Regions from separate parts of the Homo sapiens genome. Here region 2 is linked to region 1. Evidence: read pairs that join two places in POLR2A ChIA-PET (ENCODE). Cell type or tissue: OCI-LY7. All regions are shown on one strand.

What was found. ChIA-PET counts read pairs that join two places held together with the same protein. Peaks named below come from ENCODE experiments on the same cell type or tissue, not always from the same donor. Only the 100,000 strongest peaks of a DNase experiment are listed, where the experiment ranks them.
Region 2: POLR2A ChIA-PET joins it to region 1 with 8 read pairs; 6 of 35 experiments call an interaction of 5 or more read pairs at or near these places.

Annotation. Positions count from the first base shown.
Region 1 is chr5:172,269,787-172,272,286 of GRCh38, reverse strand. All of the region lies in intron 1 of UBTD2 (ubiquitin domain containing 2), which reads left to right. Among named protein-coding and RNA genes, the nearest start is that of UBTD2, 13 kb to the left of the region's middle. In OCI-LY7, no CTCF peak of the experiment used is centred here; no DNase peak of the experiment used is centred here.
Region 2 is chr5:171,987,532-171,990,031 of GRCh38, reverse strand. The region is part of intron 1 of FBXW11 (F-box and WD repeat domain containing 11); the gene reads left to right. Among named protein-coding and RNA genes, the nearest start is that of FBXW11, 18 kb to the left of the region's middle. RefSeq lists a silencer at 392-531. In OCI-LY7, no CTCF peak of the experiment used is centred here; no DNase peak of the experiment used is centred here; H3K4me3 peaks cover 407 bases; H3K27ac peaks cover 463 bases.

The sequences.
Region 1 (2,500 bases):
GCCAAGAACAATCAGCATGTATTTGTCTTGCATCAGCTACTTTGACATGCCGTCAGCAAGAATCAAGTTTGGTTTTTAATATATCCGTATATTGAGCTGAGCGGTTAAATACTGCTGAGTGTACATTGGGTGTTGTGATGCCTATTTTTGCATGTTTGCAGTGAAACTTAGAAGTTTCCATTATTGCTCTGTTTTCTGAAGTGGAATTTCTGTTGAAGTTAGACATCTAAGAAAAATGAAATATTTACATGTGAAAATCATTCTAAATGAATTTTATTTGAGTGTGAGGTCATAATTATATTTACATTTGCTCAAAGCTTGACTAAGTAATGAATTAGTGACTTGGGCTTTTCTCATTGAGTTCTTATCCTCACAGTAAAACCTTTAAGTTTTTTTTGCATTTATTGTAGTGGGCTTTTAGGTATAAGCAAGGTGAGACTATTTCTTTGCATTGGTTCAGATCATTTCCATGCTTGTGGGCTATGTGACAGTACCAAAGGAGTGGAGTAACAAATAGTTCAGTTCATTTAATTATGAATCTGCCTTCAACTTAGGGCAACTACTTTATTTCTTGAGTTAAGATGCTTCTTCCTGAAACTTTAAAAAATAGCCTCCATTATTCCAACTCCCAGCACTTGACGCTAGCTGTAATTAGAGATGTAAATAAGGCCTGCTGTATATTAAGTACCTTATGGCCTACTGGAGGAATCATACATTTAAGTAGAACTTAGGTAAAATTTAAAAAGTCTCTAGAGCAATGAATATTATGTAAGTTCAAGGAGGAGTGGGGGGCAGGGTCAGAAAGCATCACTGAAACAGTGATACAAGAAGTTGGTCTTTTTTTTTTTTTTTTCTTTTGAGGTGGAGTCTAGCTCTGTCACCCAGGCTGGAGTGCAGTGGTGCGATCTCGGCTCACGGCAAGATCTGCCTCCTGGGGTCACGCCATTCTCCTGCCTCAGCCTCCTGAGTAGCTGGGACTACAAGCGCCTGCCACCACGCCTGGCTAATTTTTTTATTTTTAGTAGAGACGGGGTTTCACTGTGTTAGCCAGGATGGTCTTGATCTCCTGACCTCGTGATCCACCAGCCTCGGCCTCCAAAAATGCTGGGATTATAGGTGTGAGCCACTGCGCCCAGCCCAAGAAGTTGGTCTTAAAAGAGGATTAGATGAAGAAAAGGCAGAGAAGGGCATCATTCTGTATGTAGAGGAAATTACTTGTACAGAGATACGAAAAAACATAGCATTTAGGGGGATTGCTAAGAAGCTTGTAGAGGAGATAGGTGAAATGTGAAGTTATTAAGATATGTTATTAGATTTGGGAAGACAGGATTGCCATAAGTAGACCAAGTTGTGAGACTATATTATAGGTGATATTAGTGAAGTGGTTTAAAATTTTTGTTTTTTGTGCTTCTAACAGACTAATTCCCATGTAATGCTGCATTTTGCAAGGTTATTTTATATAAAATTCTAATGTAGTAGGTTATTATAGTCTAACAGAGTTTTATTCTGTTACAATTTTAATGCTACAGGTTGGACATCCCTAATCCAAAATTAGAGGATTTCAGGTTTTCAGATTAGGGATACTCAGTATGTGTGCTGCAAGTATTCAAATCTGAAAAACTCTAAAATTCTAGGCTGGGTGCTGTGGCTCACACCTGTAATCCCAGCACTTTGGGAGGCTGAGGTAGGCAGATCACGAGGTCAGGAGATTGAGACCATCCCAGCCAACATTGAAACCCCGTCTTTTACTAAAATACAAAAAAATTAGCCTGGCGTGGTGGTGGGCGCCTGTAGTCCCAGCTACTCGGGAGGCTGAGGCGGGGGAATTGCTTGAACCCGGGAGGCAGAGGTTGAAGAGCCGAGATCGCACCATTGCACTCCGGCCTGGGCAACAAGAGCGAAACTCCACCTCAAAAAAAAAAAAAAAAAAAAAAAATTCTAAAATTCTAAATACTTCTAGTTTCAGAACTTTTGAATAAGAGCTACTCAGTCTGTATTATCACAGATTAAGCATAAGAAATGTATTTAAATTAAAAATTAGGCAGGCCAGGTGGTAGCTGTGCCTGTAGTCCCAGCTACTGGTGAGACTGAGATGGGAGGATCTGTTTGAGCCCATGAGTTCAAGGCTGCAGTGAGCCGTGATTGTGCCACTGCACTCCAGCCTTGGTGACAGAGCAAGACTCTGACTCTTGTTTTTTTGTTTTTAAATTGAGACAGAGTCTTGCTCTGTCGCCCAGGCTGGAGTGCAATGGCGTGATCTCGGCTCACTGCAACCTCTGCCTCCTGGGTTCAAGCAATTCTCCTGCCTCAGCCTCCCGAGTAGCTGGGATTACAGGCATGCGCAACCATGCCCAGCTAATTTTTTGTATTTTTAGTAGAGACGGAGTTTCACCATGTTGGCCAGGCCGGTCTCGAACTCCTGACCTCATGAACTGCCTGCCTCGGCCTCCCAAAGTGCTGGGATTACAGGCATGAGCCACCGTGCCTGGCCTACCCTGAC
Region 2 (2,500 bases), 280 kb after region 1:
ATCATAATACTTAACCCCTAAGTTTTCAGCATGTATCTCCTAAAATAAGGATAGTTTCTCTCTCTTTGTCTCAAACCATTACATGCATACACACAACCATATCTCCGTGTATACAACCACATTATATATAATCACATATACTTTATGCATGTGTAACCACAATACTGTTTTCACATCTAAGAAAATTAAAGTAATTCCATAATATAATATCAAGCATCAATTAAATCTAAATTTTCCTAATTGTCTCAAGAATGTCTTTGATACCACTCTCACTTCTTTAAAACAAACAAACCGACAAAACAGGATCCAAACAAAGTACATCCTTTGTATTTGGTTATGTTTCTTGTACTCTTTTTTAAGAACAGTTCCTTTACCCTTTTCCTTCCTTTGCCTGCATTAACTTGTTTGAAGAGACCAGCTCTGGTTGTCTTGTAGGATGTGTAACCTTGTGCATTCATTATTTCCTCGTGGTGTCATTTAACTGGTTTCTCTAGCTCCTCTACTTCCTGTAAACTGGAAGTTAATTGAGATGCATCCAGGTTAAACATTTTGACGAGAATGCTTCATCATAGGTGAAGTGCAGTTCACATTGAGTCATATCAGGAGGCACTTAATGACGGGTTATCCCGTTATGAGCAATGCTAACTTTGATTCCTTGGCGCAGCCAGATCTCTCCATAATGAAGGTAAAATTTTCTCTTCTGCTATTAGAGAGGAATCTATGGGACACTATTTTGGCACCTTGTAAATACCCTGTTTCATTACAGCCTTTCACTCATTGGTTTCATTATCCTGATCCTGAAATCGGTTATTACAATAGGGGTTGCAAAATTGTAGATTTTTTATTTTATTATTTTAAACAGAGTCTCACTCTGTTGCCCAGGCTGGAGTGCAGTGGTGCAATTTCAGTTCACTGCAACCTCCACCTCCTGGGTTCAAGTGATTCTCCTGCCTCAGCCTCCTGAGTAGCTGGAACTACAGGTGCATACCACCACGCCCGGCTAATTTTCATATTTTTAGTAGAGACAGGGTTTTGCCATGTTGGCCAGGCTGGTCTTGAACTCCTGACCTCAGGAGATTCGCCCACCTCGGCCTCCCAAAGTGCTGGGATTACAGGCGTGAGCCACCATGCTGGGCCAAAATTGTAGTATGAATGTATGTGTGTATGTATATATTTATTTATTTATTGAGGTGGAGTCTCGCTCTGTTGCCCGGGCTGGAGTGCAGTGGCGTGATCTCAGCTCACTGCAGCCTCTGCCTCCTGGATTCAAGCAATTCTCCTGCCTCAGCCTCCTGAGTAACTGGGATTACAGGCACCTGCCACCATGCCTGGCTAATTTTTGTATTTTTATTAGAGACAGGATTTTGCTATGTTGGCCAGACTGGTCTCAAACTCCTGACCTCAAGTGATCTGCCTGCCTTGGCCTCCCAAAGTGCTACGATTACAGGCGTGAGCCACCGTGCCAGAATTGTAGTTTTTAAATTGCCACTCCCACAGGCTGCCCCCATTTTTCTTCCTTCCTTTTTTATATCACCATACTCTCCTGGACTTTTATTTATTCAGTGTTAACAATCAATTACAGTCTTTGCTAATGCTCAGATTGTCTCAGGTTTGGCTACTGATAACTTTTTCTAGGTAGCTCCTCCTGTTTCATTTTGACATGACCCCATCACTGTTTTTTTTGTTTGTTTGTTTGTTTTCCCTTGGCTTTTTTGGCACAACAAGATGTCCCAGACTCACCTTATATTTCCATAAGGTGATCAGGAATCAGCCATTTCTCCAAGGCTCTGGTTCTTTTTAGTAAGGAATGGTATTTAGAAACTAAAATCATTGCCATGGGTTGTCATTGCTTCTAGACCCTTTCAGTGGACAGAACTAAGAAATATGTTTAAAAAGAACCGTGAGTTCATGTTATTTCTGATTCAGATGTAATATTAGAGAGACTTTTTTCTGACTCTGTTAGCCTTTTAATTTTCCAAATCTAAGGGACCTTGTCGGTATCATGGCCCCATCAAATTGAGATACACATTGTTACTTAAATAGGCAGATAAATAGTTTCATCCATTCATTATTGAGCATGTACTCTGTTCTAGGTATTGTTTGGGGAATACAGAACAGAATCAAATGCATACCTTGCTTCCAGAAGCTTGTAGTCTTTTACATAAAAAAGTATACCATAGTGTGAAAACTTGTAAGGATCACGGGAAGTAGACAAACAGTGTTGTAGGAGTTAGAAAAGGAAGGAAATTTCATAAGGGATATTTTAAAAACTTACCCTTGGCCGGGCGCGGTAGCTCACGCCCGTAATCCCAGCACTGTGGGAGGCTGAGGTGGGCGGATTACCTGAGGTCAGGAGTTTGAGACCAGACTGACCAACATGGCGAAACCCCGTCTCACTAAAAATACAAAAAAAGTAGCTGGGCATGGTAGTGGGTGCCTGTAATCCCAGCTGCTCGGGAGGCTGAGGCAAAGAGAATCGCTTGAACCCGGGAGGTGGAGG